Regions from separate parts of the Mus musculus genome. Here all the other regions are linked to region 3. Evidence: chromatin loops called from intact Hi-C (ENCODE). Cell type or tissue: heart. All regions are shown on one strand.

Region 1 (5,000 bases), 150 kb before region 3:
GAATCAGCTCAGATTGTTGCATACTGTAGCACTCAGGAAGAAACTGAAGTCCGGGAAAATTTCCATTAGCTTCTTGTGTTGAATTTTCATTGTCAACTCTGACTATTTATTTTCCCTAAACTCTGTGGGCGGGTGACTGGACAGCTGGCAAAGCCCAGACAGGAGTGCACGTGGGGCTTTCCTGTTTGCTAACTAAGAGTATACGTCCTTAATAGGGCTCTCCTTGTTGAGGGTGAGAGAAGAAACTCTGCAGTAAAAAAAGAGGACCAGAAACATTCCTCAGATAGAGCCTCTCCTCTTGCTGCCCAGGAAGAATAGGCTAAACTGATTAGAGGAGAAGTATGGGAAGCAAATTCTTACTTGGGAGAATGCTTAGTGCCTTGGGTGGGTTAGTCTCCTCCTCTTCCTCCTCCTCTTCCTCTTCCTCCTCTTCCTCCTCCTCCTTTCCTCCCTTCCCCTCATCTCCTCTCCCTTCCCCTCCTCTCCTCTCCCCTCCTCTCTTTCCCCCTCCCCTTCTCCCCCTCCTCCCCCTCTACTTCTTCCCCCCCATCTCTGCTTTTCCCACTCTAGGAAGCCAGAAATACCTCTGGAATGAAGCGCTACCCACCCTCTAAGTCAGTGGAAGATATTGCATTGCTGAGTGTTTTAGCTTGGCTGTGAGTACATCAGCAGGCTTCTCTCTGAAAACTGTGGGCACCCCCAAGGCAGCCTCTCCTTTGTCCGATGGTTTCTGGTCCACCCAGAGCCTCCCTATCTCTCCCAATCTTTATAGGAGGAAAATCAAAAGCAGGAGAAAAAAATAGGAAGAGAAACAGGAGGTGGGAGAAGAGGGGGAGGGAGTACCAGGAAGAAATGAAAGCAGAGGAGGGAGCAGAAGTGAGAAGGTTCGGGAGGACTGGGAAGGGTGTAAGGGAAAGGACTGGAGGAAGGGAGGAGAGGTCAGGAGAAGCTGGTGACTGGAACTGGCTCGCACTGTTCCTGCGGAGGAAATGCAGGGAGGCTCCTTTTCCGCAGCGTGCTCCCTCTCGCTCTTCCCCTGTCACTGCTGTGGGCTTGGGGTGTCAGACACTCGGGGATTCTGATCATTGAAACCCATACTCTCCCAGCCTAGCTTTAAATGATGGAAAGATACCTTGGCTCCATCTCTTTAAAGTGCCGAGATAGCCTGGGATGGACCAGTGAGGAGCACTTCCTCGGTTCTTCCCTGGAAGGCCCTCCACTTCCCGAGTGTGAATTCCATCCCGAAGATAACCTCAGTGCTTGTCTTAGGAAGGCTTAACAGGGGAAGGAAAAGCAGGGTGGAGAAATAGGGGCTGGAGTTTTACCAATATACGTTATAAGCATGTATGATATTCTCAAAATCTTTAAAAACCCACTGGCAGTGAGTGGCCCTTTCAGGATAAACTTTCCACTATTGTTAAGACCTAGGTTCGATTTCCTGTGGCTTGACTGGTCCTGAAGGCATACACCAGGCAGAAGGGGGATGGACTTGCTATCTGGGAGTCTGCCCCGGGGCCTCGTTTCTTCAGACCTCCAGACACCTGGTGTTGGGACAGGTCAGTTCTTCCCAAGCCCGCTCCACGTGGGAGCAAAGGTGGAAAGTGCCACTTCTCAGCATGTATACATCCACTGTGTGTGCTGGGCCAGGGTGTTACCCATTGTAATGGTCACAAAACCATAGCAAGAAGGTTAACCAGCCCCCAGCCCCTGCAGCAGCTCAGGGTTGCCATCATTCTTGTCTGGGCCTAAATAAGACCATTTGCTTTTATTAATTACCAGTTCATCACGGCTGCCTGGTTGCCGCCTAGCACAAGAAAGCCTTCCAGAAAAAGGCACCCAGAAGGGTGAGACCCTTAGGAAACCCTTAGGAAACCACCCAGTTCCTGACTGGACAAATCCTGTTTCCAAACCAATCATCTGGATCCCAGTTAAGACTTACAAAGCTGCAGCAGATAGGGCCCACCTCTGCCTGGCTGAGGTGTCTTGAGAAAGGCACCTAATATAGCATGTTCTCTTCATCTTAACATAGATATAAAATTTTACATTTCCCAGAAGAAAGCCTGACCCAGATCCCCACCAGCCCTTGAAGAGAGAAGGTAAAATCTACAGCAGGGGATCATCCCAGGGAGTCAAGGGGGGCTGTTCTCCGGGGAACAGTGGAAAATATTAGAAGACAAGGTAAAAGAGGAGGGAGGACATCCTGTGGGGTCCCCTTTAAGTAAGTGGCAGAAAAGGGATCTAAGCACTCAAATTAAGAACAACGATTTAGGGCTGGAGAGATGGCTCAGCAGTTAAGGGCACTGATTGCTCTTCCAGAGGTTCTGAGTTCAATTCCTAGCAACCACATGGTGGCTCACAACCATCTGTAATGGGATCCAGTGCCTTCTTCTTGTGTGTCTGAAGATAGTGACCGTGTGCTCACATACATTAAATTAATAATATTTTTTTTAAAAAACCAAAAATTTACCCACTGTTTTCTGTAGACAGTGTGACAGCCATTCTGAGTTGCATGAAGACATCTTGGGAAGGGTACTGAGAGCAACCAGGAATGTCCATCAAGGCCAACTGACAGGGGATTTATAGCCTGGAGTAGGTAGTTAGGTGGCTTGCTATCTGTGATAGCGGAGTAGAGGCCAGCATGATGACAGGCCACACTCTTATGACTCTGAGAACATTCTCAGGAGAAGCAGGAATAAGTGAGAAAGCCCTGCAGCAGCCCCGCCCCCCTGCCTCCCCAAGGGGCTCCAGGCTTCCAGGTATAGGGTTCTGGCTCTGAACTCTTTGAACTGAGTAAAGTTTTGTGGCATAGACTGGGAGATGGCAGTGTGTGTTGGGGGTGGGGTTAGATCCCAGGCCAGGCACTGTCTGCGAAGAATCAGGGTAGGACTGTAATTTTAGGCCAGGTATATGTTAGTGGGTTCATCTAGATTTAATGTAATATTAGACAAGGGGAGAAAGCCTGCCTTGGGAACTGTGGGAGGCTCATGTGCAGCCAGGGTACTAATATTTCATAAGGGCCTGGCACGTTTGCTGAATGCTTCTGGCTTACTGCCCAGCACCGAGTTTCCTGTTCATACTGTTCATACTTCCCCAGATGTGTCACTGCAGGATTAAAACCCAAGAGGCTCTGACACAGGCGTCATCAGGAGCCCACTTTCTCTGGGTCGTCTGACTAGAAGTGAGCTGTCTGTCATTCTTGTGCACGCCAGCCCAGTAATCATTTGGAGGCAAAGCAAACTGTAAGTAATGCTGTCCTGGGCTGACTTGAGGAGGCAGTTTTCGTTTTAACAGCCAGTGTTTATTTGCTCAGCAAACGTTGTCTCGGGGAGAAATGTCGCTGGATGTCATCAGAGTTCCCAGTGCCCCGAACCGTGAACAACACAAATGGTAAGATGGCTTGCTGCACTTTAGGGTTTTCTGTCTCGGTATTTTTCCTCCTTCTCGGGTATGTGGAGATGTTTACTTACACGCTGAAGAGTTATTTGGGAAGGACAAATGGAAACCGAGTAAAGATAACACTATGCTGTTCACTCAAAGGAGACACAGAATTTCTTGGTATTTTACATCCCTACGGGCACACTTTAACATTAAGAGGTGTGCATTAGCATATTAAGGTGGCCTGGAGTTAGGCTTCATTGTGTGGGAGATTCACTATGAAATGCATGGAAATTATAATCTCTAAGTACTTTTAGGACTTATTGTAGACTCCTTTGAAGCATACTGTTTGTGAGTTAACATCACTTATAATAAGCTACTTGTAATCTATCACAGTCATGGCTCTTGCACCAGTGGGGAGGGTTGTAAAGAGAAGAGCTGTTTCTGAGGTTGATTTAAAATGCCATTTTGGACCTTAGAACCAAGAAGCATCACTTCCCATCAGTGACTGCGGTATAGAGGGATGCACTCACACTAGAGGGTTCTTGGAGGAGGACAGCCTCACTAGAGGGTGTGCTGAGGGCCTTGCAAAGCTATTACCAGGAGCCACTCGTTGCAGAAGTGATCATGTACCCTACAGGCAACACACACACACACACACACACACACACACACACACACACACTTCTTTCCATAAGAGTTAAAAAGCAGCCTTGGAAAACAAGAACATGCTTTCTTTTTTGTTTTGTTTTGGACACAGAGTCTTGCTGTGTAAGCTCTCTGTTTGGAGGCTTTGTACATAGCAATAGAGAAGGTTGTGTACGCACTCAAATGAGGATTATAAACTTTGCTCTGATTTCTCATTGGACACCCTAACCTTTATAGTTCCCATCAGCCATCTTTCTGTTAATAACAACAACAACAACAAACAACAAACAACAAACAACAAACAACAACAACAACAAAGGGGACAGAATCAGAAAGAATAAAGACAGGAAATAAGGAAAAATCTGAGGGTGTGTGCGGCAAATTGAAGTTTACTGTCTTCCATTTAATTCATTAGACTCCAAATTGTTTCACACAGAACGCTAGTTTTGTGCTGTGTTGGTGAGCTTCTAGATGGTTATAACACAGGGAGGAACTCTCCCAAAGGTGCAGACAGGCAGGGACCAAAGCGTATGCCGAGTCCCAGCATGTACTTGAGGAGCAGCTGGCCCTTTGTGGGTTGTATGCTCTGTACCTGTTCTCTATGCTCACTGTAAGCACGTTGATCTGCTAGGAAGGGGCGAGAAGAGAATTACCCAGATGATCGGGGAATACTTTCTGAGATTAAGACGGTATTTCTAATAGGGTAATTCATCTTTTTTTTTTAAAAAAAAGATTTATGTTATGCATGTGAGTATACTGTCACTGTCTTCAGACACATCAGAAGAGGGCATCAGATTTCATTAAAGATGGCCTTGAGCCACCATGTGGTTGCTGGGATTTGAACTCAGGACCTCTGCAAGAGCAGATGGTTGTGCTTTTAACTGCCAAGCCATCTCTCCAGCCCCCAGGTAATTCGTCTTTAAAAGTCATTTTCAACAGCACAGACACTGGTTAAAAACTATGGGCCCACAAACCTT
Region 2 (5,000 bases), 110 kb before region 3:
TTCCCCTTTTGCCCTTAAACCCGTGTGCCTTCGCTGAAATGGGCCACCTTATAGCTTTAAGCCTTAGACAGCTGAGTGTTGACTTTCCATAGTAGCACATGAAGCCAATTTGGCAGTTTTTTTTTTAACCTTATCTTTATCTTTCTGCATCCTCTGTGGTAAAAATGATACTTCCTTCCCCTCTTTATGTGGGTAAATAGGCAAAAATAAATGTACTATGATTGAGAAATTGAAGGTCTTGACGTTCTGGGTTTCCAAGATGTGAGTCTAATTGGTCCCTTCTTGTGTCTGAGGCTTTCTTGCTGGTAGTTCTGTACAGCTGTTTCTCTAGTGGTTCCCATGGTTAGAATGTCTATATGTGACACTGCCTGTTACTAATCTCTGTAGAATCGACACCAGTTAGATCATGTGTCCCCACCCTCTCCTTTCTGAGACTAGTAAATTCCTAGGCCCATGGACTTTTTAGAAGTTGGTGTCAGATGCTCTATCTTATCCTGAGGGTTTGAGCTTGTGGCCTTGATGCTTCCATTTCTCATAACCGGGAATCAGGAATTGATAAGGGACAGCATCACTTAGACATTCAGGACAAAGGCTGAAGGGGAAATGAAATGTGAACACCCACCCTGGAACTACAACGTAGCTTATCTTGAGGTCTACTTCTCTGATGCCTCTTCATTTTCCCTTGAAGAGATCTCGGAGGCGACCTTCCTTCCCGTTTAGCGACACACTCACCTTTGTGTCAATATAAAAACAACTCCTTGGCTGGATCTCTTTGGGGAAGACTGATGAACACAGTGGGAGAGACTCAAGTTCCTGCGTGTCTGTAGATTTCCTTGGAAATGCGCCCACTCTGGTTTCACAAGCACAGGTTCCTGTAAGTACAGAATTGTACAGTGGTTTCTATAGTCAATGGTTTTGCGGCCTCATGCGGTCCTTTCTGCCTTCCCTGTCACACTGACATTTTTGATTCTAAGGCTGTCAACTATTGACTAGATAGTTGAATGTGTATATAACCAAGGTACACCCGGGGAGCACCGCCATCTTCATTGGTGGATTTAGTTTAATACCGAATCCCACTCTTTACATTTCTATCCATTTCCAGTAGACATGTAGGCTGTGGCACTTCATAAGCTGGGGTATATGTTTAAACTCTCATTTTTTCTCAATTATGACAAAATTAATAGGAGCTGAATTTTCTAAATGTTTCTCTGTACGTTGTCTATACATGCAGACACATCTCTGGGGGAAAGGTTACAGATGTGTTACAAATGCTGGAGGACTATGAGGCATTGCTTTGGATGGTAGGCATGTAGGGATGAGGACAGAAATGTGGAATGTGTGTGCTGTGGTTTGAGTGTGGTCAGAAGAGTTCACAGGTGGGAGACATAATCTCCAGTACAGTTGTGTGAGGCAAACCTCAGAGACAATTAGGTCTCGAAGGCCCTGTTCCTAGGAATGGATTAATGTCAGTATTGGGACGTGAGATCATTCTCACAGGAATGGGGGTTTTACAGGAGTGAGTTCAACCCTCTCCTGCTTGCTCATTCTTGCCCTTTCTTGCCCTTCCACATTCTGCTTTCCACATTCTTCCATGGATGATACATCACGTGTGCGAATACACACACACACACACACACACACACACACACAGACATACACACACACACACAGACACACACACACCACACACAGACACACACACACAGATACAGTGCTGGCACCATGATCTCAGACCCCAGAACTACGAGCCAAATTAATTTCTGTTCATTATAAGTTGCTTGCTGTCAAGCAGTTTGTCATAGCAGTTATATAGGTAGGTAGGTAGATAGATTAGAAATAGATGATACATTAGAGATAGATGATAGATAAATGAAAGATAGATGGTAGATTATAGATACATGATAGATTAGAAATAGATGATAGATGAAAGAAAGATAAATGGTATATTATAGATAGATGATAAATGATAGATAGATAAATGATAGATGGGTAGACAATAGATAGATGAATAGATAGATGACAGACTAAACATGGTTAAGATTTCCTTTACACATTTCAGACTTGGAAGTTGGCTCCAACAGATCCCTGGGAGGAGGAGGAGGAACTTACTCTTGATTTAGACTCGCCCTCTGGGTTTCTATTGAGGTTCGACTTCCTTAGAATTTCCTCTAGAATTCCCCCAAGTCCATGATTTGTACAGGTCCACTTTGCAGCTCACCAGAATGTCCCCTGTCAGAAAACAAGTCTATAAGACCTAAAGGATAGGCCCACTAGAGATTGGACTGCCGGCACTTGCCTCTTGATTATGCTTCAGGGTCTTGGGTACCCAGTAATTCTTTACCCAACTCCCCAGACTCCCATTCAATGGCTGCCAAAGACTGTCTTGGGTGCCTTGGGGGACTTCACTCTAATATGTCTGCCACGGAGTCCTGTCAGGGTTGTATAGAGGGGAATGTAGCTATATGTATGGATTAGGGTGTCAGCTGGAGATACACTAAGATCCCCTTATAATGTGGAAAGAGCTGGCTGAAGACAGGGTTTGGGGGTAACTATGGGCTACTGTTGTGCCTGCTCTAGGCAGATCCTACCATAGGGCCAGCACAGCCTGTCTTTGCACACTGAGTTCCCAGGCCCAGGACAGGCTTTCCTCAGCAGCACTTAGGAGCTTCCTCTGAGGTGGACCCACACAATGGGTGTCTGCAGTACATCTCACAGCGCCCTGCCTAGCTTCTGTTCTGGAAGGCAGGGTTCTCAGTGTTGGGGGAATTCCTCAGGAAGAGGAAGAGAATTCTTCAAGTTCATGGGAAATTTCTCATTCATAAGAAACTCTCTAATAAATTCAGTATGGCCACATACAAGAAGAATACTCTCTTCAGGTCTGACCGTGCCTTGAGTACTATGTCGGGGCCCACGACTGTCACTTCCCTTGTTCCTTCACTGGGCAAGGTAGCTCTTGCAGAATGATAGAAAGGCATTGCCTCTTTCCCTTCTGACCCTGGGATGAGGGCCAGCTCCCTCCCACTTGCTGCTAGCTTGTCCATCCTTCGCAGCTTTTGTCCTGGCCACCACCCTTCTGAGAAGGGGCTTTTGTTGGAAGTCAGTAATTGTCAAACTGATTCTTGTTCTTACTTTCTATTTTTTTCCCTCCATACTTTACTTCACATTGGTGCATCTCAATCCGAGTCTAGCGCTATGTTAGGCTGCATCTGTTGCTGTAACAGAACACTGGAATCTGGATGATCTGTAAGCCATAGTTTATTTAGTGTAGATGGCTGCATCTACTGAGGGGCTTGTGAGGTTTCCTAACAGCAGACACAGGGAAAGACAGGTGGGTGCTTGTGGAAGAGACTAAGAGGTAGCCTGGCTTTGTAACAGCCTGCTCATGTGGACTTCAAAGATGGTGGGTGAGGGATTCCTTCCATCCCCCCATCTGTCTTCCACTAGTACTTATCATGCACCTGGCCCATGTACACTGTGGAACACAGCTCCCTGCTCACAGGGATATGGGTGCAGGCTGAGCCTCTCCTGCTTTCTCCCATCTCACGGGGGGAGCTGCCTGAAACATCTGAGGCACCTGCATGTTGTACCCTGAGATGCTGTGTAACTTGCCCCTGGCTCTGGGGAAGGGGTGTGTGTGTGTGAATGCCCAAGGCCAGAGTCTGATTGGTTACCTCAGAGCCATCACAGGTCTCTGTGATGTTAGGGAAGGATAGACGAGATGCATGCTGGGGCAGAGTAGCACAGGTACTTAGGAGCAGCTGCCAAGACACTAGCTGTGAAGTGAGAATTTACTTCATACTGATGCTTTTCAATCTGAGTCTAGCGCTCCAATAGGCTGCATCTGTTGCTGTAACAGAACACTGGAATTTGGATAATATGTATCCATCCCCAGAGTCAAGACAGAGATGGGGGTGAGCCAGGTGCTCTGAGCTAGAGACTGAAGTATCCTTCTTTTTAAATACATAAGGAGAGCTCCTGGCTTGGGCAGTGTTTCTCAGGAAGAGTTATGATGTAGCTTCAGTGTTGGTGGTCCAATCATGAGTAAGAAGCGGAAAGAGTGAAGCCATTTAAAGGGGGTTTCAGGTGGAAAGCAGAGTAGGCTAGGGTGAATGGGGAGTCTTCTTTGTAGAAGGTCCCCGATGCACGTAATTCCATCTTGCCTGCTTCACATTTTGTGAGCCTCCCTGTGGTATGTTCTCGGTGGTTTCCATCAGCTAAAGTCATTTTTGAGGCTCCTGGGGAGTGAGGGGGAGGAGCTCCTGCCTGTTCTCTTTGACTTTGCACTGTAATGTGTCCAATGATGAGGACGGTGAGCCACTGTGCCCCCGAACAGTGAGTGTGATGCTGAGTTCTACCTCCTGAGTCCAGCGTGACTCATAGTTAGGATTGAGTGTATTTAGTCTACCGCAAATGCTTAGCGTTGGTTTGGTCAGTCTGTTTTAGTGGAGGACATTAAAAGGTCCCCACCAGCTCTTAATAGGAATACGGAAATGACTCAGACATGGAAAAAATAAAGACTCCAAGATGCTAGAGGAAACTGCAGAAATAAACAATGCCTGGAGAGATTCCTACGGCACACACCAGCAAGGCAACTGCACACAGCTCTTTGGAAGTTATTTTAAATTCTGAATATGGGAAGTGGGCATATGGATGTTTGGTTTAAGGAAAAAAAACACTTTTTTTCAAAGAAGCTAATGTGCCTGCTCTTCAAAGGGACTTTTCCAAGTTTTTTCTTTGGGCGTGTGGCAAAGCCTTACTTAGCCTAGTATTTCGTCAGTACTGAGAGACAGTCATCCCCAGAGGGATTTTTATCAATTTCTGAGTCCCTCTGACAAAACACATGGTGCATGCATTTAACCCACTTAACCCTTTGTGTGTCAAATTCTGACTCCTTTGCCTTCTTGTCCTAAATCCTAAAGGACCGTGGTACATTGAGCTCTGTTTGACTTTGTCATGACTGGATAACCCCTTTAGACTTGTCCTGAGGTGCTGGTGGCCCT
Region 3 (5,000 bases):
GGACTCTGTGGGAAGATGAAGGCAGGGAAAAAATGGTCCACACTTCATAATAAGAGTCCCGGGGGGCCCTCACTTCATAATAGACATCTTGGATGCACAGAGTTGTGACACTGAAGCAATACAGCCTCCAACCTTGGAAACTGGAGCATCAGTCCAGAGAAAGGATAAAAAAGACAGCCTGCAGACTGGGTGCAGGACAGTGGTATTTATATTCCCCAGTTCTTCAGGGCGATACAAACTTTCATAATGTCTAGTATTGTTCCCTTTCCCATCCTATTGGCTCAGGACAACAAGTCTCATCAGTTAATATCCTGGCACTTGACTTTCTCTCCTTGTCTGGTTTGAGGAGCCTGTAGCATGCAGCAGACTGCCCGTGACCTAGGCTGAACCCCACAGCGCCCAGCCAAGCAGGCACCAGCTGTCAGGAAGGGAGGGAACATAGGGTCCTAGTGTCCCCCGGCTCATCTGTGGTTCTCTGAGGGACCTCACTGTGAAGATGCACCGGTACAATTTATTTCTTACACAGGGAATCAGCGCAGGGACTGATGTGGTTAACGTTCATAAGATACACATGTCTGAAGGTGTCATGGAGAATTGTGTTATCTTGTATGATTAATACACACTAATAAAAAAATCAGAAAATAGACTGGTATGCAGAGCATGTTTTTCTACCCTGTGAGAGAATTGTTCTTCACACTGACAGGCATGGCTGTGTGTTGCTGTCTGTGAACATGGGGAGCTCTCCGCACTGAAACTCTTACCTTCCGGTGTGGTCCAGGCCCCTTATCTCTCTCCTTTCTTTTTATTTCTCTCATTAAGATTTAACCCCTTCTATCACAGGTGCGGTGGAGCAAGTCCTGCACACTCAGCATGCTCATCACCATGCACTGAGAAATCCTTCACAGGTAAATAGCTAAAAATGGAGTCCCAGAGAAAACTACGCAAATGGTTAAATGCCAGTCTCCTTAAAGGTGCCGAGCGTGCATCCATGGTGAGGAATTTTAGTCAAGTTTCCAAGGTAATTTTCAAAACCAGTTATGTTTTTCCAGAGATATTAATGGCATGTTTTATATGAACATCTGGAATTATGGATCAAAATAACCTCTCTTTTTATGGAATCCAAGAGATGCTAACATAGACTTTTGGGACTAGAGACAGATCTTAGAATCCCAGCATTGGCCTAGCATGTTCAGGTCCTCAGGCTAGATCCCAAGCTGTGAAATTACAAATTCTCTTGGCTAGTATTATCTTTCCCTGTAAAATATGGAATAAATATATCAATATTTTGCTAGAATTAAGCTCTGAATTGGACGAAATCTATAAATGGGAAAGAATCGGTATCTTTAAATTTTAGGATTTCCATTTAATAATGAATGTTGTCTTTCTCACTTATGCCATTCTAGTTTTATTGAGAAATAATTAACGTATTTGCTGTGCATATTTTATGTGCATTTGATAGATGTCAGCTGATATTCAAAAACTGATACATGGCATTTTGAATTATATTTATTTTTAATGGTGCATAGGAAAACAACAGACTTTTGAATCTTTGTACTCGCTGTACTTATAAGCTCCAGTGGGCTTTTAAAATGATTTCTAGAAAATGCAATCTTATAGTAAAGTCCCTGAGAGGCTGACTCTTAAACATTCTTTCTGCCTGGTCTTCACAGTATGTAAAAAGAAGCAAAAAAGACATGAGTTTGAGAGAGAATAAAGAGATGACATATAAGGAATGGGTCAGAGGGATCAAGGTAAAGGGAAAAGATGTAATTATAACTGAATATAAAATTATTAAATTAGGAAAATGAATAAAAAGATAAAAAAGATTTAACCCCTTCATCAGCATTATAATTAATATCATTCTGAAGAAAATAAAAATGAAGCCGCTTAGGAATTGGGGTGATTCTTCAAAAGTTGTACGGCTACTTCTGGCCATGGGCAGTACTTGCATTCTCTCTTAACTAATCCCACAAGCAAGATGGTGTGCAGAGGCTAGACTCCGAGTTTGAGCCAACACACCAGCATCAACCACCCATGAGGACCATGGAAAAGAGCAGTTTGTAAGCTGGTACAAAATGCATGGGGGAAATACACATTTTATTTTGAACTCAGTATATCCATACAAATGCAAGACCTAAAAACATAGGATCTGAGACCTCTGTTTATTTTGTTTTAGAAACTTTGCTTTAATGAACCACATCTACTTTTGTTATTTGTTAACCTTTTAGTTACCTGATAACTTCGTTTACAGTGACCATAATTTCCTGCCCCTGTAAAAGGATGACATCAAGAAGAAAAGAAAGCAGTTTGTGGGCAAAGAGCCCTGAGAAAGAAAAAGCCAGGAGACTAGGGAGAAAATCATGCCTTAATTTGCCAAAGTAGAGCAAAGACTCCATTTGGCATTTCCCCGTGGCGCTGTGGCACCCTCTAGTGGCGATATTAAGAATGACGCTTCTCCTAGGGCAACGGAGTCCTTCGCAGGGCACCACTTTTAGAAGGTTCTCGAACTTCAGGCTAAGAATGTGCTTCTTCCCCTTAGTCTGGATTGTGCAGGTGGGTCACTGCTTCTAAGATGAGCTGGATTCCTCCTCAGGCAAACCACACTGCCTATGTTAAAGCATACCACAGTCACGATTCCTTGTAAGAAAATGTGCTAGTGAGGCCTCCATGAAGTCCCGCATGTTGCTGTCACAGATGAGGTAGTCTTTGTGTAAGACACTTGGGACCATATCTATTCAAGCCTTCTGATCTTTGGGGGGTGGGCCTTGAACTACTTAAATATGCATAATGAGATACCTTGGGGCTGGGTCCCACCAAGTCTGATAACGATTTTTATTTACATTTGATATGCTTCATACACGCAACCTCCAGGTAATTTAGTGTCCGTGTTCAGTTCTTTCTGATTTCACATTGCACGAGGGCAGGCTGGCTTTTCTGTCAGAGGTAATGTTGTGTCTGTGGAAAAATGCTGTCTATTTGAGAGCACGTTGTACACTTTTTAAAAAAGACTAGTGACTCAGCCTGTAACTGTAATAATTATTAGCCCGACTACACTAATATTATTTTTACAGCAATTGGCACCAGCAATTATGGTATCTGATGTTTACTGGTAGGTACAATGGATCAGGCAGGAGCTCCAAAAACAACAGCGGTCACCGATTGGCTGATTCAAATGTGGCCTCCCTCTGTCAGGGCCAGCAGCACCTCTGTGGTTTTGGTAGAGGGGCCCAGTGGTGGTCTGACTCCCTAACCCATGAACGATGAGCATGGGAAAGATCTGCACTATGGGCCACATTGTGTTTTCCGGCGAGCTGTTGGCTTCAGCTAAAGTGTTCCTTTGCAGGGATGCTAAACCTTTTTGAGTGAGTCTCCCCCTTGGTGTTAAGAACAATGTCACCTGGTGAAATAGGGTTGAGAGGGAGCACAGGGAGTATGTTGGGGTCCCTGGACACCTGTGGCACAGGTTGTTGTTGGTTTACCCAGGGCTGGGGCTCCTGCGTTGCCAAGGATAAAAATTAGGTAGTGGAGCACAAGTGTCACGACCTCTGCCCCCGAAGTTCTTGTGGGCATCAGCCATGTTGTAAATTTGCATCTCAGTTTGGGGTTATGTACAAGTTTAATGTCAGTGCCAAATCCGACGCTTTAAAACCCCAGCAAAAGTGCAGCTGGTGGATTCCAAACACAACCTTTCCACATTGCACAGGGTTGTTTCTTCTGTCCTGCAGGGGGCACCCTCGTGCTTTTCCTTCTGAGTAGAATCTGTTTAGAACTAGAAGGTTAGCTTATATAATACTGGAAGGGGCTATGCACATTGCTGGAGGCAGTGGAAGAATCATTAGTCTTACTGAACTGTGAAAATCATGACCTACAGGATGCAGAGTGGAGCCTCACCGCACATGGTGTCAGCCCTGTCTCTCAGATACTCTTAGCTGCGGCTCTGGTTCACTGCCAAGGATATCACGTGGATTTTGGTAACACCTTCATGCCCTTTGACAAATTGGAATCTGCCCAGAGCTCTGACTGAGGTGGTCCTGTGAGAAATGTATCTATGCTTAGTTTGACATGCTGTGGGTAAGCCTCCCATGGTTACAGAGGAAACACCTCCGATCCTAACTGTGTTCTCCAGAGAGAAACATTTTTAGGGTACAGGTAGAGCGAGCCAGTAGTCAAGAGTTCTTTTGAACAGTCAAGAAAGTGGAGATTCACCTTCCAGAATGGAGAGTGCGCCAAACCGCGGTTGTGCCAAGCAGCTACCTCTAGGATCTGGACTCATAATTTTTATTCAACTGTCTCTCTTCCCTTTCCCACCTCTGAGGTGGTCTCGGGGTGGTATCCCCCTTGGAACAGAAAGAGGTTTTCTTAGGTTCAATCTTTTTTCACCATTCAGTCTGTTACAAGTAGGTTCACTGGATAAAATTCGATGCGTAAAGATGTAACAGCAAGGAGAGCTGAGATGTTTGCTAGGGCAACGGGCTTTCTAGGAGGCAGCCTGAACCAACTTTGCTGTTTTCTCAGAATCCCGTGCTTTCTCTTCACTAGTTAGCTTGGCTGGCTCATACCCAGCTGTGAGCCCTCTTATTTACCTTCCCCAGTGTCTCTGGCCTTGCTCCTTAACCCTGACGTTCTTTCTCTTTAACTGCATCAGCGCAGCATTCTGCGGTCCCCGAGGTTCTGCGTACCGGAAGTTCCTGACCCAGCTTCCTGCAGTGGTCTCAGATACACCAGTCTGCTCAAGATCCTTTTCCATCCTCTTTCAGAAACTAGAAGATTTTACGCCCAGGTATGAGCAGCAGCCTATGTGCATCTCCAGGCCTCCAGGAAGCACCCTGCCCCTCTCAGGGATGAGCAATCGCCTATGCCCGTGTCTGCCACCAGACAGCAACCCTTTTTTTTTGTAGCTCATTGTTGTCTATTTTGGAGGCACAGTGTCTGAAACTGGCCAGATGAGCTGAATCAAGGCAGGGTTACCCAGTTCCTCGTTCTTCCTGACACTCAGTTCT
Region 4 (5,000 bases), 690 kb before region 3:
TCGCCAGCTTCTTTCCCAGTGGCTTAGGGATTCTGCTAGGGGCAGCATGCCCAATCTAAGCCTGTGTGGCAGAGACTTGTAGAATCCTATTATCTGCTACGGGATGGCTGCTACGGGACGCTTGGTGTTCCTCTTATTCATGAGGTGAAGCACCACCCCACAGTGACAGTACTGAGAGGAGGTGCCCGATAAAGCAAACTCTTCGAAAACTCAAAACTTTCCTGAAGAGATTGGTGCTCCTAAAAGAGGAGACCTCAGAAAGAGTCCTCGCCTCTCCCTTAATGTGAGGGCAAAGCTGACAGACTGTCTCTGAACCAGAGAACAAGCCCTGACTAGATGAGATCTGCCACTGCCCTATGCTGGACTTGTGGCCTGTATGTTATCCATTGGCACAGAAGCAAGCGAGGAATGCATCTCAGCTGTTTGTGAGCTGCTCGGGGCATGATGCTGTACATTCCTCCTCGCTGTACAGAATTCATGCTTTGTGTGGAACTCTACCTTTGAGCTTAGAGATCTGTAAGATGGCAGGAAACCCTTCCAGAGCACCGAGAAGCCACAGTTTAAATCTCTTACTAAACAGCCGGACAGATTTCAGGTACTGGATACTAACGTCCTCCAGGAAGTCGGGGAGCAGCATGTCTTCCAGGCCCTACAGAGAAAGGAGCGAGCAGAGTGACTTGGCCTGCGAGGGCAGGGCCTTTCGACAAGTGACCCAGAGACAGGCTAGGTCATGGCAGGTCTGAGGGAGGTCACTAATGACCTAAGTCAGCCACTGCTTCCAGCACAGGACACCCTGCCACCTTGGTGTGTGCCGGAACTGGCAGCTCAGTATTTCAGATACCGATAATGGAATCTCCCCCACTCCCACCCCACATTCTGTGGATGGAACCCAAGGCCTTGTGCATATGCCACTGGGGCATACCCTCAGTGTAGGCCCTGATTCCATTAAAGTAAGCAAACAAAACCCAGAGCCAAAACAGAGCAAGCAACAGCACCACGCCCACTCTGGCGAACGCAGAGGGTCAGGACCAACATTAGGAGCCGCGTCAGTCAGCCCTTTTATTCTACGTCTGTGGTGACAAACTAGAAGCATGAGCTCCCTAAGTCCGAACCAGTGGGACTCTTGATGAACAAAGACCTCAGAACCGATGTCCACCTGACCTCCTAAGTGCTCCAGAGACCGGCGTTCCTGAGCAGAGCCAGCCTGGCAGTGGCGCTGCTTCAGAGTGATCAGCCATGGCTCTGCATTCTGAAACATCTTTTCTGGATGTTATTTGTTTTATGTGTATTAGTGTTAGCCTGAATGCATGTGTGCAGTGCCTGAGGAGACTCAGAAGCGGGCATAGATTCCCTGGAACTAGAACTACAGAAGGTTGTGAACCGCCGTGTGGGTGCTGGGAATCGATCCTGAGTCCTTTGGAAGAGCAGCCAGTGCTCCTAGCCTCTGAGTCTTCTCTCCAGCCCCCTGAAAATGCCTTTTTAAAAGACTGGCCTGGGAACACCTATAATCCCAGTACTCCAGAGACTGAGGCAGGAGGATTGTAAGTTCAAAGCCAGCTTTGATTACATCAAGGGGTCCTGTTTCCAAGAAATTATATATATGCAGAGAGAGAGAGAGACACACAGAGAGAGAGAGAGAGAGAGAGAGAGAGAGAGAGAGAGAGAGAGAGAGAGAGAGAGAGAGAGCGCACACACATCTTTGGTTGAAATGTTCAGAAAATAAAATGGGCTAAAATCTGAATCATGGATCATTATATTCTGTGTTTGAGGAAATTTAAAAGAGCAAAAGGTAAAAGGCCCTGTCCATTGTACACAGGTTTGTGTGTATTGTGGTGTGCTGTTCTGGGCTGGTGTGTATTGGAGGTGCTGTTCTGGGCTGGTGTGTATTGGGGGTGCTGTTCTGGGCTGGTGGGTTTTGGAGGTGCTGTTCTGGGCTGGTGGGTATTGGAAGTGCTGTTCTGGGCTGGTGGGTTTTGGAGGTGCTGTTCTGGTATGGTATGTATATTGGGGTGTGCTGTTCTGGGTTAGTATGTACTAGGGGGTGCTGCTCTGGGCTGGCATATGTATTGGGATATGCTGATCTGGACTGGTATGTTTATGGGGTATGTTCTGTGCTGTTGTGTATTGCGGTGTTGTGTATTGTGCTGTTGTGTATTGTGCTGTTGTGTATTGTGCTGTTGTGTATTGTGCTGTTGTGTATTGGAGGTGCTGTTCTGGGCTGGTGTGTATTGGGGTATGCTGTTCTGGGCTGGTATATATTGGAGGTGCTGTTCTGGGCTAGTGTGTATTGGGGGTGCTATTCTGTGTTGGTGTATATTGGGGGTGTTGTTCTCACCTGAGTACTGGCATTTGTTTCTGGAAGGGATGCCCAGGGGAGTCAAGGGTCCACCCACCTTATACAGCTGCATGTCATAGCATCCTAAGAGCTGGCGCACGTCGGGCAGAGACATGAGCATGACTGTGTCTTGCTGCCGAGATTTCCAGAAGGATGTGATTAAATCCTCCACCTAATGTGACAGAACATATCATCAGCAACCCAGGCTGTGCCTTGTGGGCCTCAGCCCTTCATAGTCAGTGACCCCACAGGCCATGGCAAGGCCTCACACCAGCGCATGCAAAGTTATGATATCAGCTTCACAGGCTGTGTTTGGAAACTACTCTTCTTACTTGGTGGGCGCTGGTGTTTTGCCTGCACTTATGTTTGTATGAGATGTCAGATCTCCTGGAACTGGAGTTATAGACAGTGGTGAGCCACCATGTGGGTGCTTGGAATTGAACCTGAGTCTTCTGGAAGAGTAGTCACCACTCTTAACCTCTGGACCATCTCTCCAGAGGAAACACCTCTTTTTAGCAACCATAGCAGATCACTCTGCCTTGGCCCTCCACTAGGAAACCTACTTCCTTGAGGGTGTTTCCTACAGGGAAAGCTGTTTCTGGCCACCAGAGGGCCCTGGTTGATTACCATAAGATGAAGGCTACAGGGGCTTTATCAAGGGTTGAGAAGAAAAGCTTACTGACTGACTGGCTGGCTGACTGATCACTTTGCTCTTTTTCCAGCTTAAAAAAAAAAAAAAAGAAAAAAGTAAGAGTATTGCTCCTCGTGCCTAACTCCTCAGCACCAATTGTGAAGCCACATGAGCCCCTCTCAGAGATCAAGTAGGGGACACATCAAGGGGCCAAAAGTCAGGTTCCTTCTTTTTCTGTTTTATTTGCCTGTTTCCAGATTCCAATTTTTGAATTAGATTGGCAGCTGCCAGCTGATAAAGACCACCCACCTCCTTTAAAGGTTTATTATTAATTCTGTATGTGCTCGCGTGTGTGCATGCCTACAGAGTCAGAAGAAGGCCTCAGAGCCCCCAGAGCAGGAGTTACAGCTGTGAGCCACCGTGCTGGTGCTGGGAAGTGGACTCAGGTCTTCCACAAAAGCAGCTAGTGCTCTTAACCACTGAGCCATTTCTCTAGCATAAGGCTCCTGTCCTGTGGGATTTCCATGGGCAGGGACATTCTAAGGTATCCAGGAACCCCAGGCCAGAAGTGATTCCTGGCCAGGTAGTGAGAGCCACCAGGAGGACCATGACTTGGGATCTGTGTCAGGAACACTGACAGACTTGTCCAAGTAGATTCAGGAAAGCTGTCCACTCATAGCCTGGTTGGCTACCCATGTTCCAAGCTCCCTGCTCCTGCTCATTAGTGAGTAAGAAACACAAGTGTTTCTCCAGTGTGTTCCCTCTACCTGATCCTGTGACTGCCTGGACTGAACTGCCTTGCATTACAGAAGGCCATCGAGGTAGAGGCCTGATGACTGGATGCTCATGACTCCATAAGAAGGCGAGACAGACAGATGGACAGACGCACATGCACACGCACACGAGCTCCTGTGTTGCTCTAGGCTGCCAACAAGAAAGCTATCATCCTTAGACCTTCAACCTTTAAAACTGTGACCCAAAATAAACTTTTCTCTTTATAAAGAAGCCCTCCCTAGGCATTTTGTTTATAATAATTGTTATAGTTTGAATCTAGAGTGTTTCCCCATGGCCCACTGCTTAAAGGTGTGGTCCTTGGCTGGTGTGCTAATCGGAGGTGGTGGCACATTTGGGAGTTAGGCCTAGTAGGCAGCATCCCGGCCACTGGGGCTGTGAGCTTTCAGAGGATGGTGAGACCTCCGGCTCTTCCTCTTTCTCAGTGTCTCGCCCAGGAGGAACAGGCTGTTCTGATGCTTGCTCCCTGCCTCTTCACAGATGCAAACTGGAGGGCAGTGCCAAGAAGACATGGGCCAAAATTCCCCAGACCATAAATTAAAGCCAGTATCCCTGCGTTTTAAGTTTCTTATCTCGGGTATTCTGTGGGAGTTAACAGTTGCTGACACACATCAGTCGAGAAGGGGTGACTAACGGACAGGGGCAGGACTCGTCAGCCTTACTGTGTAACGTTGTTCCCCTCATTACCAAATTACACATTCCTCAAGCCTTGTGGAAAATGACTTCCTAGTCCCAGAAACAGAGCTGTCACGGGACATGATTTAAGCAAGTATCTGCTGAGTGGAAGGAAGCTGTGAGAGGCTTGGCATCACGATGCTGCAGAGACAGAGAGGGGCACACTGGTGTCTCCCACTCTGCCATGCTTCACTCCGGCTCCACGGCGCGTGTGCTCACGCTGAGAGCCTTGCCGCTCAAAGCTGAAATGCTTAGATACCGGAAGCATCAGGAAAGCTCCCATTTGAATGTGCTCTTGCTTCTCTGGATTCTTATCTCATACATAGAGGAGTAAAGTCCAGGCAGTCGGATGGCTCAGTGTGTCCTGCCAAGCATGGGTTCTTGAGTTCCATCCCTGATTCCCACAGGCTGGCAGGACAGAGCTGAGTCCTGAACACTGTCCTCTGACCGCACGCGAGTCAGGCTCACAATAGGCTAGATAAACTCTAATTTAAAAATGTGTTTCCCACATTCAGTTTACACCCCTCCTTGTGTAATGGGGAGACCTCAGAGCGTCACCCTATAGGT
Region 5 (5,000 bases), 210 kb before region 3:
AGCAAAATGATAATGTTATTGATGGGGATCACCACAGGATGGGAAACTGTATTGAAGGGTCACAGCTTAAGGAAGGACGAGAACCAATGCTGTAGAGGTTGTAGGTGAGGAAGAATCATAGGAGAGGACGCCATCTCCACAGCTCTGGTGGAATCCTCTATCATGCTGGTTGCAGATCTTCCAGGATGGCTGTTTTAAGGCCACCTGTGCTCCTATCCATTGACACATTGCCCTGTAAAAGAGCCCAACACACTCATTAATTTTCCAAGGAAAACTTTGGTGGAATTTTACCTTGGTTTGTTAAGACTCCAGGAGGAGGGAAGAGATGGTGTTTATGACCCCAAAAGAGAAGACTATAGAAATACCCACTCAACATTCAATACTTGATTTCACTCCCAGAGGGCTTATCTTGCCCCTATTTGAGGCTCCCGAGGAATACTCTCTGCATCAGGGACCCCTACCAAGTCTGCTGCAACTGTTCATTTCAGAATATCAGTCTGGAAAGTGGTGACTTGGTAGCCTCGCTTCCAGTCAGTTGTCCAAAGGATAGGGAGGCCTACTTAAGCAGACAGGTGGGCTGCAGTGTTTTCTCTTGTTATAAAGGGACCTATGAAATATGTATATGTATATATACACTCATATATATGTATATAATCATTGTGTATGTCTATACACACACACATATATACATATATATCATGAATATATCCAAATACACACACACACGCACGCACGCATGCACGCACGCACGCCTGTGTGTTTGTGTGTGTGTGTGTGTGTGTGTGTGTGTGTTTGGATATATAACATGGTGCTTTTCCTAGAATCTCTTGCTCAATACCCAAACTGCACATGTTCAAAGACATTAGATGAAATGGTTTATTAATTCTATAAAACACACACACACACACACACACACATATATGCATGTATATATACATATGTATATATAAATATAAATAATTTATCTTCTCATACTATTTCAAACATCTCTTGAATATCCATACTATGTAAGAGGATATAGTACTGTATAGATAATCATGTTTAAGAAATGAGAAGAAAAAATTATCTGTACATACCTTGTACAGATACAGTTTTTCTATCAATGTTTTTCTTGTGTGGGAATTGAACCCAGACTCTTGTAGACTGTGGGCCTGGGTACCAGAGGTTTTCCACGGAGATCTCTGTCCAGGCTGGGTGTGAGGGTTCCAGAGAAGGGGAGTGGTGCAGACAGGGAGAAGTCTTTACCACACCTTCCAGGTCTCTCGGTAACTCCAAGCCTCTCTGAACTGAGTCAGACTGGGCTGTGCCTACGAAAAGCCAACTATCCAGTGAAGAGTGCCATCTGGGGCCTCAGGTGGCTCTTCAGGAGAGAAGATCTCTGCCAAAGTATTACATACAGCTCTTGGAACAAAAGGCTCAGACGAAGGAGTAGTTCTTGTGTACCTTTAATCCCCTGGATAGGATTTATATACAGTTCTGGGGTGATTCAGGGTTTGACAGCAGGTACCTCTCATTGGCTTGGACTGAGTTTGGGGGGAAACTTTATTTGCATGTGGGAAGGCTTGGTACTGTTCCTTCAAGGCTGATAGCCACGCCTCTCCTGTGGGGTCTGTGGGGGCTGTGGGGGCGGTAACTTCGACAGGTGCCAGGGGTCCAGGAGACATGGCCGAACACCTACCGTCCTATGTAGGTGGGAATTACCACCCATCAGGTTCTACCAGGGTTCAAGATCTAGCCTTGATGGAAGCCAGGCTGTCTGTGCGTAGCCCACAGTAGAAGCTAAGCAGGTTCTTGATGCTGAGATACATTCCAAGACCTTTCTTCTAATATTTTAAAATATGATATTGACAAATCTGCAGGTGCAGAACTTGGTTGAAAAGGGCCAGTTGATCATTGCATCTATAGCATACAGCATATATAAATACATTGTATACATAATATGCTTCTTGATTCACATATATAGTTATGTATTCATAATATACTCCTTGAATCACAATGTCTTGAGTATTTGCCCTTGGGCTCTATAGACTGAGTCTGTTTACCTTGGTGCTATATCAAAATGGATAGGCATAATTATCTCATATGGAGGTAGTCACTTTTCAATGACAATGAGATTACTAGCTATTATTTCTTCTGTCTCAGAAGGGTTATTTGATTTATTTATCTGAGGTTATTCAGTTAGTAAGTAACAAAGTGGGAATTTTCAACTTGGAAAAAAACTGTCAATGACATACTTCATTTTTGGCCCTGGAAATAGATGTGGCTTCTGGTCCTCAGCCTCTGCAGGAGATGCTCTCATTCCAGAGCCACCAGGCAGTACTGGGACCCTCCGGTCTCATGAGCTCACTGGGATTTCTGCCAAGATCTCTTAATTATTAAAGTTTTGCGTGAGAACACAGCAGCCAGGCGCTCATGCCTTTCAGAGCCTTTCCTGTATGGACTCCCTGTTTCAGACATTTCTTGGTAGCTGGCAAGCATCCCTCTGGAAATGGAGACTTCCTCCTAGATTTCAGCTTGTGAGCTTGTAGATCACACCACAGTTATCAGCGCTTCAGTTTGCAGTGGCTGCCTCCTGCCTCCTCATGACTCATCCTGGAGAGCAATCTCAACTTACGGAGAAGCACCATTTAGGAATGTGCTGCTCTGTGCAGTTTCCAGGAACCAGTGGCTCAACACCAGGCTTCGGAAATTTGTGACAACATATTTGCATACTGCATTTTTTTTAAATAAATACGATTTTTATAAATCCTTTGAGAATTTCACTCGGTGTCCATTGATCATATTCACCTCTCCTCCAACTCCTCCCAAAGCCACCTCATTCACTTTCCTACCCACCCAACGCTGACTATTCACCCCTCCCCCCAATTAAGTTCAGTTTGCTCCCCAAACACTAGGGAGTCCAGCCTTCCCTGAAGAGTGGGTGACCTACCAGGGGTCTCATCATGAATAGCCGTTCCTTCCCAAAGAAGCTATCAGATTCGGCAACTCCTCCGCTAGGGTGGGATTGCCTGCTCACCTCTCCTGGTTCATGCTGGGATTTTTTTTTTTTTTTGCTTGTCTGAAGCCTGTGCAGACCTTATGCATAGGTGCATAGGTGAATTCATCCTGTAACTGCCTGATTTGGTTATTTCTGTAAAATACTGTTTCCTTGAAGTTATCGACCACCTCTGTCTCTTTGAATCTTTCCAAACCCTCTTCCATGAGGAAGTCACTAGTAATGTTAGTTACTAGCAGGCAAGGGATGTGATTTGTACATTCTATTCAAGCCTGACCTCTTCCAAGTCTCTTGTTCTCTGCAGACTGATCAATTTGGGCTAGCTGCCCTCTACTGACCTCTTAGGGAGTCATTTGTAGTCATATATACTATGATTTCTTAGCAGAAAATAGAATTGGTTTCTCTCCCAAGGCCTGGAGCTTATTTAGCTGCAGATTCTTGGATACTTTGGTCAGGCTCAGGGGTGGGTTCTATCTCATGGAGTGGGCCTTAGAGTCAATCAGAAAATGATTGGTTACTCCTGTATCATTCATGCCACGATTGGACCTGTGAGGATATGTATTCTTAGACAGGGCTCATGTTGACATTCAATCTTTCCTACACATTGGCATGTCTATTAGTAACAGTTAATTTGTGGGCAGGGGCAAGACTGCAGCTAAAATGTCAAACCTAAACGATTGATGTCAAATCTTAAGATTCCCAGTTCCTTTGCTGTGGATGGGGATAATAGTGGTATAGCCAGGCATCCACCCTTCCATAAATATTAGCGGTTGGACCCACTCAGATACCCATAGTCAATGAATGATCAAGTTCCTTAGAGAAAGAAAAGTGTTTGGGTAGACTCTGCGAGTATTGTATTGTCTTGACTCCTTCAATGATTCCCTTTGACCTGAGAGTTGTAAGCTCAAATGAATCCTTTCCTCAATAAATTGCTTTTGGTCATTGTATGTCATCACAGCAGTAGACAGCCTGACTGAGATACAATTATGCCCACATATAGAGTGTACATGTGCATGTGTCAGGAGACCTGCTCTTTAGAGGAAGCTAGTCCTCATGGTCTGGCCCCACTTATCTCTTCTTTTACACAAAGGAAACAGGTCCAGAAAGGCGGAATAATTTGCCCAAGGTCCCAGTGAAGTGGCTGCTCAAACCTGGGTCTGAAGTGTTTCAACCCATAGACTCCTTCCAGATTCCACATCCTCGGGGCCCTGAGAAGATGGCTACCTAGAAGACAGCCAGCCTAGGAAAATAGCTGATACATTTTAAACAATCAGTTGCCTGATGAGTGGGCAGACCCTAAGTGGCTGGGGAATCTGTTTCCCTTTCTCTTCCTGACAGTGTGAGTGAGACCAGCTATTATTTTCCAACAGATAAACCTGAACTGTTTTAACTCAGGAAGTTTGAAGTTTCCCTTTCTCTTCTTAATTAGTGCCTCGCTTTCTGCGATCTCTAAAGCGGAGAGCCTGTCCCTCCAGAGAAGGGATGGCAGCTTCTTCAAGGCTCAGAGGTTTCTGCCTCTGTTTCAGACACTGCCCAACTGTGGACCTACACTCCCAAGAGTATCTGGTCCCCATTGTATTAGGCAGTCTCCTCAGCAGGAGCTAAAGCCACCAGAGTGGAGTGTGGGATATGTGGCTTAGTAAGAGGCTCTGATTGGGACAGTGCCCTCTGTGTCCAGCATCCGTGGGTGGCTGCAAAGTGAAGCTTGCTCTACAGAGAATAAGGGTGAGTCAAGGGGACTGAGAGTTACAGTCTTCTCAGAAGCCAGACTACCCTGTGACTCATGTCTAGTTTGGGGCCATTTGCCAGAGGTACTCCTGAGAGCCGAACATAGCCAGCCTAATGTCGTAGTTCCCTACTCCCAGAAAGTCATCTCCTTTGGGAATTTTCTCCCTAGTGTGCAGCTCATGCATGCCCTTCTACCACACATACCCTGTAGCAAAGTTCCAGGTTCCCCTAGATTCTACTGGCTGAAAGGTGCAGGTTTCTGCTGACGCCTGTAATT
Region 6 (5,000 bases), 200 kb before region 3:
GATCCTTGAATAAACTCATGAGTCAGAATGGGAGTGTTATTATCATTAGACTACTTCCTGATGATTAGGGGTGTTAAGTTCCTTAGGACAAATTTTATCTTTGCTATCCGGATATATATTTACTTATTGTTGTTTCTTCTTTGTGCATGGCTATTTAAAAAAACTCAACTAATAACAACCAACCCATCTCTCAGGGCCCTAGCACTTATATACCCTCTGAAAAGTCCCCAGAACTCTAAATATCACACATCCACAGAAACTATCTACAGCGGGTGAAATCACACCTCTACTAGAGCATTAGGCAAATCATAGTCAGCTGCTGCAGACAGTCTGAAGCAGCCCCATATCTCCATATCTGGGATTAAAACAAAAACATAATATTTCTTATAATATTTGTTTTTTAAAAAATAGATCAAAATCCCAAAATTGCCACTACAGTCCTGCCCACATTTATTATTGTCCATCTAAATTTAGTCATTTTAATGGGTACACAGAGCTTTCTGGTGGCATTAACTTGCACTCTGTCTTACTCTGCTGTATTTTAATTATTTATTTAATTTCATTCTTGGTCATTTTAATTAGTGAAGTAGTGGCATTGTGTTCACTTTTCCTGATGAAATCGACCCAGTCTGAATGTCTTTACTCCACTAAAAACTGAAACAGGACATGTGGAAAAGTGGTACATACATAGCAGGTAGAGTGGCCAATCATCCTGGCTTGCTTGGAACTGAGGAACTCTTAGGCTGTAGAACAGTTGGTGCATAAACTGACACAGTGCCACACTAAGAGTCAGCCAGAAGATTCGAGGGCCAGTGAGAAGCAGAGTGACTTCTAGTTACCAAAATGGTACCTGCTTTCTCTATAATGCAACTGTGGATCCCTTCTTCTGAGGATGGTGGGAGATACCATCAGCTTTCCTTCCCAGTTGCTCCAGTTTGATTCTGTTGCTGCAATAAAGCATCCAGACTAAAAGCAACATTGGTAAGAAAGGGTTTGTTTGATTTTCCGTTTCAGGTGAACCCATTACTATGGAGAACTCAGAGCAGGAACATTAAGCCTTGAGCCCACAGTCGAGGCCAGAGCAAGAATAAACGTGTGAATGCTCAGTTGATTGTTGCACACTCAGCTAGCTCTCTCTGCTCTCACACAGTCCAGGACTCCAAATGAGAGAAGGGTGCTGTTCACATTGGGTTGGGTCTCCCTATATCAACAATCAAGACCCTCACCCCTACCCCCTGCTCCCAGCATGCACCTCTGCAGATGAACTAATCTAGACAGTTTCTCAGTTGAAATTCCCTTTCCAGGTGATTCAAGGCACTATCAAATTGACAGTTAAAATTATCCAGCACACCAGTTCAATATAATGTAGGTTCTTTCAGTCTTACATATGGCCCATCAGGCATTGAAGCTAGCTCAATATTTTCTCCCTCATTCCTTCCTTTCCTCCCTTCTCCCACCTTCCGTCTTTCTCACTTTTTCCTATCTTTTACCTCCCTCCTATCCAACCCTCAATATTGCCCATATAGTAGCTACCAGGTGGTGGCTGTTAACTTGGATCCTGGGCATTGTGTCCTTGATTCCCAGATGTCTTACACTGACTCTCTTTTCAGGGGGGAGAGACTTGCTCTATTGGATCCCAGAAACTTTTCAGGGATTCCTTAGTTTGCTCAGTTCTGTGAATTCCATGTTTCCTCTAAGTTCATGTCCTCAGACATTTATCCTCACCTGTAGACTTAGGGTTTTACTGCTGTGAACAGACACCATGACCAAGGCAACTCTTATAAGGACAACATTTAATTGGGGCTGGCTTACAGGTTCAGTAATTCAGTCCGTTATCATAAAGGTGGGAAAATGGCAGCCTCCAGGCAGGCATGGTGCAGGAGGAGCTGAGATTTCTACATCTTCATCTGAAGACTAGTAGTGGACGACTGACTTCCAGGTAGCTAGGACTAGGGTACTAAAGCCCACTCCCACAGTGACACACCTACTCCAACAGATCCACACCTTCTAATAGTGCCACTCCCTGGGACAAGCATATACAAACCATCACACCTGTCAACTGTCTCCATGGTGAAGGAGGAGCTTCCATAAGAGATTTGCAGTCTCTTGGATTATATGCTGGAACTGGAAGCCCAGTTTCTCCATTCCATTCTTTCACTGAGGTCTCAAACCCAGAGACACTCCCATGGTACTTGTGTTACATGCCAGCTCTGACGTGTGCTTCTTTGAAATAAGAACTGTGCTTTGTGTAAACTATGCTCGTGACTTCCAGATGTTTGATTTTGATGTATACGGAGGCATTCCAACAAGTAAAATAAAAAACAAACGCAAACTTTTGTGTTCCAGATAGCCAGTTAAAAGTCAAGGCCTTTAAGGTTTGAGTTTTGAAAATCAACTGTGGTTAAATTGACTTTAGACAAAAATGCTTCCCCTTCTCTCTTAAGGGTAATGTACAAGGAATGTTGCCTGTTATCATTGAAGGGGAGGTGGGGGAGGGCAGAAGGGAAGAAGGAAGGGAGAGGGATGCTAGCCAGTGGTCTGAATCTCTTTAAAGAGGAGAGATAGGAGGTTGACTTTAAAGAAAGGGAAAGATTTTTCAAGAGGGTTCCGGATCTGGCAATCCCTTTCAGACCAGGAGCCTGGAATGAATCAGAGCATGAAGTTGCCCCAGCCTGTTGCACAGGCCATTGACCCAGCAGTCAAATCACAAGGGAGGATGTGTGTTCCAGGGTAGATAAAACTGGGGGAAAGTTGCTGAAGGGCTTGTGTAATTTACTTCAGGACCTGGAGGGGTTTCTGATAGCCCAGCTACTTGCCAAAGCTGGCCAGTCCTCCACCCTCCTTCTCTTCTCTTCCTGACACAGCATTTATCCAGTCTCGGCACCCCCCCCCCCCCGGTGGAGCAGGCAGGACTGTCTTCAGTCCCAAATAAGAAACAGAGGCTCACAGAGACAAGTTATTTTCTTAGAACCCCAAGGAAAGGGTCATTCTCACTTTTCATCCCATAAAACACCTGGCTTCAACGTCCCATCCGCAGATTCGGAGTTAGTGACAACCAGTAGCTGCTGGGAGAGGGAACTTGGTTTTCTTTAAGGGTGTGGCTCCTGGTAGGTCAGACATACTCTGGTGGGATGCCACATACCCAGGAGTGTATGAGCAGCATAAATTATACTCAATGTGTTTTTTTTTAAAAGGAGGACATAGCATTGTGTGAGTAGGGAAGGGGGAATGTATTTGTACGGAGTTGGGGGAGATGGGTTAATATGATTAAAATATTCTCAAAATTCTCAAGGAACTAATAACTATGAGAAAAATAATATTCTTCAAACAACGACAGCAAAGCACTTGTCCTTTAGCATCTATCCATTGAGGTGTGACAAACATTCCTTCCTTTCATACCTAAAAATGTTTTAAAATAACATGATGACATTGCCTCCTTAATGAACATCCTGAGAGTAGTCTGAGACTTTCCTAAGTGTGGCACTTAGGAAACTGTGGGGCACTTGTTTACCTAGTAACAGGGCTCAGTGGTCCTATGTATCTGTGGGCTCCTCAACCATGGCTTCAACCCAACATGGATGGGAAGTAGCCTTGAAATGTTGCATCTGTGTTGGACACGAACAGATTCTGGGCACCATTTCCAGTTGTCTTGTAGCATTCAGAGTGTCTGAGATATTTAGAGTCACTCAGACATGATCTGAAATATAGGGGGTGAGTGTGAAGGTTGTATAGAATAGTACACTGTTTTGTATGAAAGACTGGAACCCTTGAAGACTTGGGCATTCTGAGGAGTCAATATTCTCTTGATGGATAGGATGACTATTAGGAAGCTGGATCTCTTGTGTGCATTTAGCATACAGCTGGAAAGCTGAGAAGGAATCATAATTGACAATTAAGTACTCTTAAAAATATCAAAAGTGTGTGTGTGTGTGAATGTGTATATTCATGGGAATGTGCATGTGTGCAACTATGTGTATAACACTCATTATTGTAAATTGCAACAGAGCCATGGGAAAAGATGGAAGGCAGCCCAGAAGTGGGGCCCAAAGCCAAAGCTGTTGGCTTCCAGGATCGCTCAGCCCTGGCTGTGGTCCTCTCTTCTCAGCCACTGGAGCTTCCTGAGAACTAGGTACAAGACATCATGCGGTGGCCCCTCTGCAGTTGTATTTTTCTAAAAGTATATTTTAAATGACAGTAGAGTTGTATCACTTCACCAACTCCCTTTCCTCCTCTCTAGCCCCTTCAAGCCCCTTCCTTTGAGATGCTCCCATGCCTCCATTCCTCAAGTTGATAGTCTCTTCTCAAATCAATCAATGATTAAAAAAAACAAGTCCTCCAGGCTTGCCTACAGCTCAGTCTTGTGGAGGTATTTTTGTAGTTGAAATTCCCTTCTCTCAGATGACTTTATCTCATGTCAAGTTGACATAAAGCTAGCCATTGGAGGGGTTGTAGGTGGAGGAGGGGGATTCTGAGAGGAGAATAGAAGGATACAGATGATATGAACTGGAAAATGAAAAAATGTGGTGGGGCTTCAGCTGGGGAGGAGGAAGGGTGTTCAGTACAGGAGAGAGAGGGAGAAGGGACTAATATAACCTCAAACAACCAAATTGCTTTATATTTACCTAACCTATACACATGATGTGTATGTGTCTTAAAGGAAGCAAAGCCACTCGGGCTGACAATGCTTCCAACAAACACCACAGACTAACAAAAGCCCCATTACTGAGCAGGAGGCAGGATGGTGCAAGTGACCCCCAGACAATATGTTTTCAACCTGGAAAACGAGGTGTGACACTAGTTTAGGACAAATTCCAAGGCCCTTGTCTTGACTAATTGTGAAATATCAGAAGACAGCCATTTAATTCCCAAGGGTCCTTTTCAGGGAAGTGGATGGCTGGAGCCGAGCTTCCTGGCTTCCCTGTGTGGTTACTGTTTTCCGTCTTCCCATTTCCAGGATCTGATGACCCAGAGCTGGGAACCACTGCTTCTTGCAGCACTTG

Evidence for each region. A loop is a pair of places that touch in the nucleus more often than their neighbours do. Peaks named below come from ENCODE experiments on the same cell type or tissue, not always from the same donor. Only the 100,000 strongest peaks of a DNase experiment are listed, where the experiment ranks them.
Region 1: it touches region 3 in a loop (2.8-fold over the local background); 6 of 42 quality-filtered maps call a loop at or near these places.
Region 2: it touches region 3 in a loop (2.2-fold over the local background); 2 of 42 quality-filtered maps call a loop at or near these places.
Region 4: it touches region 3 in a loop (2.2-fold over the local background); 6 of 42 quality-filtered maps call a loop at or near these places.
Region 5: it touches region 3 in a loop (3-fold over the local background); 2 of 42 quality-filtered maps call a loop at or near these places.
Region 6: a loop joins it to region 3, with 2.8 times the contacts of the local background. A loop is called at or near these places in 2 of 42 quality-filtered maps.

The regions. Positions count from the first base shown.
Region 1 is chr1:40,221,920-40,226,919 of GRCm38, forward strand. It overlaps a transcript of Il1r1 not described here. Among named protein-coding and RNA genes, the nearest start is that of Il1r1, 42 kb to the right of the region's middle. In heart, no CTCF peak of the experiment used is centred here; DNase peaks (open chromatin) are centred at 992, 1,872 and 3,062; H3K4me3 peaks cover 546 bases; H3K27ac peaks cover 2,246 bases.
Region 2 is chr1:40,271,048-40,276,047 of GRCm38, forward strand. All of the region lies in intron 1 of Il1r1 (interleukin 1 receptor, type I), which reads left to right. Among named protein-coding and RNA genes, the nearest start is that of Il1r1, 7.0 kb to the left of the region's middle. In heart, no CTCF peak of the experiment used is centred here; a DNase peak (open chromatin) is centred at 2,644.
Region 3 is chr1:40,376,528-40,381,527 of GRCm38, forward strand. No RefSeq gene overlaps it. Among named protein-coding and RNA genes, the nearest start is that of Il1rl2, 54 kb to the left of the region's middle. In heart, CTCF peaks have their summits at 2,428 (motif pointing left) and 3,727 (motif pointing right); DNase peaks (open chromatin) are centred at 404 and 4,654.
Region 4 is chr1:39,683,102-39,688,101 of GRCm38, forward strand. It overlaps Rfx8 (regulatory factor X 8), which reads right to left. Exons shown (of 15, transcript NM_001145660.1): 8 at 2,394-2,507; 9 at 499-649. Among named protein-coding and RNA genes, the nearest start is that of D930019O06Rik, 34 kb to the left of the region's middle. In heart, a CTCF peak has its summit at 2,930 (motif pointing right); a DNase peak (open chromatin) is centred at 2,940; H3K27ac peaks cover 1,220 bases.
Region 5 is chr1:40,169,614-40,174,613 of GRCm38, forward strand. No RefSeq gene overlaps it. Among named protein-coding and RNA genes, the nearest start is that of Gm35741, 23 kb to the left of the region's middle. In heart, no CTCF peak of the experiment used is centred here; DNase peaks (open chromatin) are centred at 2,468 and 4,688; H3K27ac peaks cover 1,222 bases.
Region 6 is chr1:40,177,016-40,182,015 of GRCm38, forward strand. No RefSeq gene overlaps it. Among named protein-coding and RNA genes, the nearest start is that of Gm35741, 30 kb to the left of the region's middle. In heart, no CTCF peak of the experiment used is centred here; DNase peaks (open chromatin) are centred at 2,706, 4,036 and 4,936; H3K27ac peaks cover 235 bases.